Regions from separate parts of the Homo sapiens genome. Here region 1 is linked to region 2. A link is a contact called in ENCODE Hi-C or POLR2A ChIA-PET data. All regions are on one chromosome and are shown on one strand. Each heading gives the region's core, a stretch centred on a gene start or an enhancer-like site at or near the end of the contact. The rest is flanking DNA. Distances are from core to core; before and after follow the strand shown. Region 1 has its middle 35 kb from the start of TBC1D21. Region 2 has its middle 33 kb from the start of CD276.

Region 1 (4,594 bases), core at 819-3,318, 120 kb before region 2:
GTGGTGGGGGAAGGGTGCAGAATGACATTGATCCCTCGCCATCAGCATAGCAGAAGGGCATCCTTTATTCCAATCTGGCTTCATTTTCTGTGGCTTGGGGAGGTGGGGTTTAGGACAGCTGTTCCACAGACCCAAGAGTCGGGGGAAGCCTAAGCCCTTGGCCATTCAGATCTGGGACTGACCTCCTGCTGATGGTTCTGTCCACTTGGGGACAGTAAGTCATCCCCGGGCACAAGCTCTTCTCATAGAGAAATGTTTGACCCCAGAGTGGCCTTGGATCTGCTGGGATCACCCAAGGATCTATTTTCCAGCCCAACCTTAGTTCTATCCTAAAGTTCAGAAAATTCTTCCTGAATACTCTTTCTCACCTCTACATATTTACTTGTGCATTAAACCCACCCAAGATGCATGCTCCTCTTTAATCTTTTAAGCTACTCTTCTTCATCCTGCAAAGGCTAGGCTCAAACTCTGCCTCCTCTAAGAATCCTGCACTGACTTCTCCAGCCTGCACCAAATTCTTCCTTCCCTCAGCTCCTATGCCCTTACCATGTGAGCCACACATCATCTTGAATGAATACCTAAGTATTTCCTTCATATCTGACTGCTTCGTATATTTTAATTCATACAAAAACTGTAAACTTCTTAAAGTATTGCTTTAAGCATCACAGTGAGCCTCTGCCCTGCTATTGTTTAGCACAGAGCAGGTGCTTAACAAATGGGGAGTGAATGACCGCCTTGAATGGGAGCCTGAGTTTCTTCTTTCCCGCCAATCTGGGAGCTCGCTGAATATAAAGAAGCCACTTTCTTGGCCCACCCATTGCCTGTCATGGGGAACTGGCACAGGATATTGAAAGAATGGGGGCTGATAAAGCTGGCCAGTGCAATCCATCATGGTGAAGCTAAACTGGCTCTCTCCATTGTGGTTGGCAAAGCAAGGCTGCCCCGGATGTCGGTGCTGAGCTCCCTGATTCTTGCATGAATCTTGCCACAGATCCCAGCCATCCTACCCCCTGTGAGGGTCTACACAGGCTCTCCTGTGGGCCCTTGGTTTCCCTCCATCAGGGCCTTGCAGAACCTGGGGTCAGGCTGCCTGGCTGCTGCTTCTGTGGATTCAGGGAGTGGCCACCATGCCCCCTCACTCCTGGTGCAACTCTTCGTGAGGAGGTCTCGAAGGGACACTTTCTTCTCCTTCAGTGCTGCTGCCTCTGTGATACCCACCTGCATGGTGCCTGGCTGACTCCTACTCTCCCAGCTCTGGCCAGCAGGAAGCTGTCTGGGGCTTGCTACACATTGAGCCCACTTCCCTTTGTTCTCTTCCCAAATGCCACCCACCTCCACCTGTGCAGCCTTCTCATTTGGTAATGGAGCTATTTCACATTCCCACAGATCTTGGCAAGGTCAGGTTGCCCAGGTTCCTGTGTCCAAGTCTGCGCAGGAGGGATATATATGTCCTTGGGAAAAGGAGAAGATGTCTCACTTATGCCAATGTTTAACCACCCTCCTCTCCAGGAAGTTCATCCTGTATCTGACCTAGCTCTTTCAGTGCGGCAAAAGCCCAGTTTGCTCAGTGTCCTCCACAGAGCTTGGCTCCTGTCCTCAAGCTCATTCCCTCGCCTCCTCTTTGCCAGATGTGTGGCCAGGACAGGGTCATCCTGTGACCTCACTTTAAATCCCAGAGCCTGGGGAATGGCTTTTATCATCCCCGCCAGTTAGTTCCATCTGTCTTAATTACATTTTCAATTTTGTCACTTACCATCACTTCATATTTCCTTCAGCAGCTGAGCATGCCCACGAGGACCTGGGGGGGTCCCTGCCCTTCCAGGCCACTCAGTGGTTCCCGGCTCCATCACTCAGGACTGGAAAATTGCTGGCTCCTGCCCTGGGGCTGTCTGTAGAGCAGGCTGAATAAATCGCCACCCCGATCCTCTGCCCCAACTAGACAGCGTTGGCTGTGGCCCAAGGCTCTGATCCGGGACTTCCCTGCTGCCAACTCCTCCAGCCGGCTGTCGGCCTGCCTGTCCACTGCCTGCCCATGGGTTTCAGGGTGACCTGGGGCTTGTCTCCAAAACACTGCAGGAAGCTGTGAGTCCACCAGGCTGCCCTGTGCTGGGCACCTGCTCAACTGGCTTCTCGCCTGGCTCTAGCCCTTTCTGAAGTTGCATGAGAATTCAGGCAGCTCGTTTTCCTCCTCTGTGTCTGTATATCCTCTTCTACCAAAGTGTCAGAAGGTCTAAACCACAAGTTTTGGGGAAGAGTAAAGAGGGCCCCCGGAAGTGAAATGAAGGTTAACTATGATATAAGGGAATAAATCACACTTATAATAGCCTTTCATTTTGGTTTATTACCAAGGGAACTAATGAAATTGAATTCATCCACTGTGTTAAACACTCTTTCCCCATGAAAAGTGAATCCTTCAGCCTGGGCCACATAGTGAGACCCATCACTACAAAAAATTTTTAAAAATCAGCTGGGCATGGTGGCACATGCCTGTGGTCCCAGCTACTCAGGAGGCTGAGGAGGGAGGATTGCTTGCACCTTGGGAAGTGGAGGCTGCAGTGAGTCATGATCATGCTACTGTACTCCAGCCTGGGTGACAAAGTGAAATACTGTCTCAAAAAAAAAAAAAAAAAAAACAGACTCCGGTACTAGACTGAACCATGGTTCTGGCACAGACAAAGCTGTGGCCACAGGTTGGTCCCTGTGGCTGTCTAATCTCTGATCCTTCCCTGGACCACTCTCTCATCCTGAACAGTCTAAACCTTGGTCATAAATTGAAACTCGGCCCTGACCCTGGCCAGTTTGGGTCTATCCCCACATCCTAATCACTTACTTCTCACAGAAATGGGTGAAGAGAGAATAGCTGGTTGGGTGCATCCCTAGCCCTGTGCCTGTCATGGGTTCATAGGACGGCCCTTGTTCCCCAGGTCACAGGCCTACTTGAGGCCCCCTGTATGAAGGGTGAATAGTGTTTCTTCCTGGGGAGGAGCTGCAAGGCAGACGAGACAGGGGGCAAGGCAGAATCAGGCACCACTTCATGACCTTGAGGCCATTCCTTGAATGTGTCTGTCCCCATCTTTGTCCTCAGAGTCTTGTAGATACAGCTGAGAACTGTCTCAGAGTCACGGGCCTCTCCCTCTGGAGCAATGCTGAACCTCTCCTTTCCTCCCCATCTCCCAGGCCATCCTTCTGGTCTCTATCCTGCCCCAGCTTAAGAGTCTGCTCCCGGGGTTAACCGCAGGCACCCTGCCACCCTCCTCCTGGCCTTTCACAGCCTTGACCAGGAGAGGCCAAGGTTGGAGGCAGGGTGGGGCAGCTCCCTGGCTGATACAGCTCTGGAGAGAGAAGAGAAAAATGGCCTCCACTGGAGAGCTTTTCTCCTCTCCATCTCCAGCAATGCCTCCTCCAGGAAGGCTTCCAACACCCCTGTATCCTCTGAGCTCTCTCCAGCTTCCCTCAGCATAGACTCAATGGCTCTCATTTGGCAACAGCTACACACAGCCCTGAATATTGCTTTGTCTGCCAATGAGTTTTTATTGCTGCACTCCTGATGGGCAGGTTCAATTGAAACTACAGTAACATCAACACGATGCACGCTAGAGTATTAACACTTCTCAGACCTCATTTTACACTTAATAGCGGTGTGACAGGACATGGGCTCAGCTGCTCGGTGACTTCAACAAGGTAGAAGTTTATTTCTTATCTATGCAAAGGTCCAGCCTGGGTGGCATTTCTGTGACTGCTACCATGATTCTCTGCCATCCTAGGAAGTTGTCCTTGCCACTGCATCCTACCCCCGCTGGCAAGAAGGAGTGATAGTGAATATCACCAGGTAGCATTCAGCCTGCTCCCCCTCCCCGCCTGCTATGCTTTCACTGTATTACAGAGCCTGGAAGCCTCAGTACTGTGTTTGTCAGACTCCTGCCACCAGGATTCTGGATGTCACTAGTTCCAGCCAATGAGCTTTACTCACATGCTATTTGCAAGGGAGAAAGATGGCTGAAGCTGTTCTGCCTTAGGCGGCAGAAGCACCTGGCCTGCAGCCTCTGGCCCCTGGGATCCTCCAGTCCACTGTCTGGCCTCATTGCAGCTGGGGGTGGCTATGACATTGGCAGCAGTTTCCCGGAGCTTCCTGACCTCTGGTTTGTAGCTCCTGTGATGTGACTGGAAACGCTAACAACATCCCACAACCTTCATGCTTCCAGTCCTGCCAAGGAATTTGTAAGCAACCAGATCCCTCTATTAAATCTCTTTCTGTCTGGAATACCTAGAATAGTATTTTCTTCCTGTGCTACACCCAGACTGATTCTCAAGTGACACCTACCACACCCTACTGGCCAGAACCTGGTTCCATGACCACACCGAGGGAAGCTAGGAAATGTAGATTTTGTTCTGAGATGCCACGTACCCATCTATAATGCAGGCAATCTATTTAGCCAAGGAAGAGGGAGAGAACGGACGCAGAAGAACACTAGCAATCTGTCCTGCGTGCTGTGATAAACCCTAAGAAGATGAGAACAAGCCTTATGAGAGTGACTACCCCAGCTCTGCTAACTCTGAAGTACTCCAAGACCGTTTAACTACTACAGATTCCAGA
Region 2 (4,478 bases), core at 1,771-4,270:
ATTATTTCCCTGAGCCTGGCACATGCACGTAGACTGACGGCTACAGGGAGCAGGACAGATGTTCCTTCCCTCCGTGGAGGACATGGTGCTGGAGGGAAGAGGGAGTCAGAAACAGCCACGTGGCTGCGCACATCTGGAGTCCTGGGGGTGACGGGAGAGACACAGAGGCAAAAGGGAGGCCGTGAAAGGAGAAGGGGGAGGGGATGATCAGGAGTAGGCAGGGCCCCCCATTTCCTAGAGCTAAAAAGGATTGAGCCATCACCAGCGGCACCCCATCCTTCATCATTCTCCCATAGCCTATGTGTCTGGTCTGAATGCAGGAACTCAGGATGCCTGCTCTCTTCCCCAGCCCCACAACACAGGGAACAGGGCCCCCTCCTTTCTGAACTAAAGATTATCACTTCCCTCAACCTTCCTTGCTCCTGTATTTTGTGTGCTTCCCTTAATTAAAAACAAAAAACCCACAGTCCAATATGGTGATCACTGAGAATAGCTAGCTTATCTAAGAGGTGGGGTCTCAAAGGTCTCAGCTCAGGGCTGTCTTCTGAATCCTATTTTACATTAATTTATAAGCCAGACTAGAGCCACTGGCATATGCACATCAAATACTTAGCAATAAACTCAACCAATTGCATCAGAACTTCTGGGGATGGAGCCCAGGCACCATTTACAACTCCCAAAGTGATTCTAATGGGCAGCCAGGGTTGAGAACCGCTGGACTAATGGGATCTGGAGCTGTATCACTAGGAACATAGTGCCCTGGATGCAGGAGGTGAGAGGTGATCTATCATGAGCTGAAGCATCGTGATCCATGCCAGAGCCTCAATCTGCAAGGGACACGGATGAAACACATCCAGAGGAGAGCGCTGGGGTGGAGAAATCATATTAGCTAAGGAAGCTGAGGTGCAGGGGATATTTTGCTGCTCAGATGCTGGAGAAAGGCTGGAGGCAAAGGTCACAGTCCCTCTGTCTGAGGGCTGGGTTATGCCTCCTCTATGAGACCCAGGTGTTTCTCTGTGCTAACAAAGAGCTGCCTCATTAGTAATGAAGTAGTGTCACCATAATTACCTGGAGCTGGCAGTGCCAAAGGTTATGAATACTCTCTGACACAAGTGCAAGAGATTTAACCTAACCTGAGCCACCTGCATCCAACAGGATGCTGACCAGGCACAGTGGCTCTTGCCTGTAATCCCAGCACTTTGGGAGGCCAAGGCAGGAGGATTGATTGAACCCAGGAGTTTGAGACCAGCCCAGGAAACATAGCAAGATCCCGTCTCTGCAAAAAAAAAAAAAAAAAAAAAAAAAAAAAAAAAAATATATATATATATATATATATATATATATATATATATATATATATAAAATTAGGTGTAGTGGCAGGCACCTGCAGTCCCAGCTACTCAGGAGACTGAGGCAGGCAGATCACGAGCTCTGGAGGTCGAGGCTGCAGTGAGCTATGACCGTACCACTGCACTCCAGCCTGGGCAACAGAGTGAGACCTTCTTTTAAAGAAAAACCCCAAAGATGCTGAGAACCTCCCCCCATCAATTATGGTGCTGCGGGTGCAGGGCTCAACCCTGGCACACACACACTCAGAACACGGTGCTCGGCCCACATAATCCACTAGGAGGCAGACGCACTCCCCCAGGACTGGGGTCCCGGGGACGCAGATAGCTCCTGGAAACTGAGGCAGCGGCAGTGACATATGCTGAAGGGCAAGGTGGTCCAGAGCGGGTGGAAGGGATGACTGCAGGCCCTGTACACTACCAAATCAGGCTCCACTCTGAAGTCTCTGAGAGACCAACTGGATGTGAATTCCAAGCACCATCTCTGCCCTGTCTAGAATCAGTTTTTCCAGCCACCCTAAGTTTTCTTCACTTGCATTCTTACTGCCACAGGGACTGGCTAAAAAGGCAGCTGAAACAATTGGTAACACTTAAAATGTATCCAGAGATCCCACTTCTAGGGCTCCATACTGTAGAAACTCGAACACAAGCCTGCATTATTTGTGTCTAAACTGTAGGAACTAGCAAAATATAGGCTAGAACAGCAGTACTTTGAGATACTATGTAGCCATTTAAAAAGAACGAGGGAGGTCTTTGCAAGAAGCTAGATACAAAATAGCATGTACTGCAGGATTCCATTTATATGAAGTTCAAGAATAAGTAAAACTAATTGGTGAAAGCAGCCAAGTGGGCGGGGCTGTTGCTTGGGTAGGGACACTAGGGAACTTTCTGGAATCCAGGAACTGTTCTATATCTTGATCTGGGTAGTGGTTACATGGGTAGAGATTTGTGTAAAAATTCATGGAGTCATACACTGAGGATTAGCATCTTGTAAATACTAGAGGTATGTTACACATCGATATAGAAGGTAAAGAGGACAAGGACACTTCTATCTAGAAGAAGTGACTTGGGAAAAGAGTAAAGAAAAACAGAAAAAAGGGTTGCATGATGTTTATGATATTTTTGTAAATGTGTAAGACTGATACAACAGTCTAGAAGGTGGCCAGTCTAATAGCAGAGCCAGGATTCAAAGTCAAGTGTCCTGACCCCCAGCCCAGGCTCCTGCTGCCCAGGGTCTGCGAGTGTAAGCAGAATGCTCCAAACACACAAGTAGAAGAGGCAGGATGATCCAGGTGCCCTGGCCACACCATTTTAACCCCTCCTCCCAGTCTCCTCCTTCTGGGTGGTGAGTAGTCAGATCCACTGGTCTTCAAGCCCTGGTTACAAATGGTCCTGGAGGCGAATTCTGGTCACACCTTGAGCCAGGCAAATGAACCTCGCTCTGTCCCCTCTTTAATATGGATGTGACACCTGCAAGCTATAGCTTGTCGCACTGTGAGAATTATTTCTCCATTAAAATGTAGGAGTTGGAGCTTTGCCCAGGAAGGGCAGCTAAAAATACTGCTGTCCAGGGCACTTGTCACCAGAGGACTTAGTTGCCACTCTCTTTACACCTAAGCCTCCAGGCAAGTCCCACACCTGCTGGGTCCGTGCCCAGAACACTTGATACAGTGTCCTGTCTGAGCCTTATCCAGCCCTGTCGCAAAGAAAAAGCATGGGTTCCTGTGCCTGTTTTACAGATGAACAAACTGGGCTTCAGAGAGCTTGTTCCAAGTCACTGTGCTCAATCTACAAAATCACCTAAGGAGCAACAGCGCGTGGGCCTGACTGCAGGGAGGGAAAGAATAGCCCCCCACATGTGCCCAGCACCTAATGGTTTGCAGTGTCTTTTTATTTTTATTTTTGAGATAGAGTCTCACTCTGTCACCCAAGCTGGAATGCAGTGGCGTGATCTCAGCTCACTGCAACTTCCACCTCCTGGGCTCAAATGATTCTCCTGTGTCAGCCCCCTGATTAGCTGGGACTACAGGCACGTGCCACCACACCCGGCTAATTTTTTTGTATTCTTAATGGAGACAGGGTTTTACCATGTTGGCCAGGCTGGTCTTGAACTCCTGACCTCAGGTGATCTGCCTGCCTCAGCCTCCCAAAATGCTGGGTTTACAGGCGTGAGCCACTGCATCTGGCCTAATTGCAGTGTCTTCTCACCCACTGCTTTATCCAGCCCTCTCAACAGTGCTTTGAAACAGGAACTATTACTGTCTCTACAGGTAGGGACTGAAGCCCAGTGTGGTGAAGCAGCAAGCTCAAGGGCACACAGTGGGTTGAAGGGGCAAAGGCATAAGTCTTTCAATCCTAATACCCACCCAGAGCACCGATGACAGGACCTCAAGCAACATGACTGATCTCACCCCTAGAGCCATCAACTTTATAACAAAGCCTCCAGTTTGTAAAGAATGCCACATACTTTTTGGGAGATGACTTGTCACCCCTATCTAATGGATAAGGAAAGTAAGGCTCAGAGGTATGAAGGACATGGACACAGGTTAGCAGCAGAGCCAGGATTGAAAGTCAAGTGTCCTCACCCCCAGCACAGGCTCCTCCTGCTGCCCAGGGTCTGCAAAGCTCCAGGCTGTCCCAGTGCCAGGACACTGTCATCCAGGGGCAAGCGAACGCAGTATCCTAGGCAGGTTCCCATAGCCCTGAATCTGGCTCTCTGGAAGCCTGTGCGCCTCCTCTCAGTCTTTCAAAATGGAAGGTAGTTAAAACCTCAGTCCTATTTTTCTTTTCTTTTTTTTTTTTCTTTAGAGACAGAGTCTTGCTCTGTTGCCCAGGCTGGAATGCAGTGGTACAATTACAGCTCATGGCAACTTCGACCTCCTGGGCTGAAGATCAAGTGATTCTCCCACCTCAGCCTCCTGAGTAATAGGACTACAGGTGTGTGCCTGTAGTTAATTTTTTATTTGTGCAGAGACAGGGTCTTGTTATGTTGCCCGGGCTAGTCTTGAAATCCTGGCCTTAAGCGATCCTCCCACCTCAGCCTCCTGAGTAACTAGGACTACAGGTGGGTGCCACCGCACCTCGCTAATTTTTTATTTCTGTGCAGAGACAGGGTCTTGCTATGTTGCCCAG

The links. A loop is a pair of places that touch in the nucleus more often than their neighbours do. ChIA-PET counts read pairs that join two places held with the same protein, here RNA polymerase II (POLR2A). Pooled maps may share reads with other maps.
Region 1: a pooled map shows a loop between it and region 2 (2.0-fold over the local background). The contact joins two enhancer-like sites. A Hi-C loop is called at or near these places in 1 of 50 pooled maps. POLR2A ChIA-PET finds 5 or more read pairs at or near these places in 2 of 52 experiments (A673 and WTC11).

Annotation. Positions count from the first base shown.
Region 1 is chr15:73,836,370-73,840,963 of GRCh38, reverse strand. No RefSeq gene overlaps it. Among named protein-coding and RNA genes, the nearest start is that of TBC1D21, 35 kb to the left of the region's middle. Within about 2 kb of position 2,068, at least 2 of the 41 ENCODE cell types and tissues checked have a DNase peak (open chromatin) inside an H3K27ac peak, as active enhancers do.
Region 2 is chr15:73,715,118-73,719,595 of GRCh38, reverse strand. No RefSeq gene overlaps it. Among named protein-coding and RNA genes, the nearest start is that of CD276, 33 kb to the right of the region's middle. Within about 2 kb of position 3,020, at least 3 of the 41 ENCODE cell types and tissues checked have a DNase peak (open chromatin) inside an H3K27ac peak, as active enhancers do.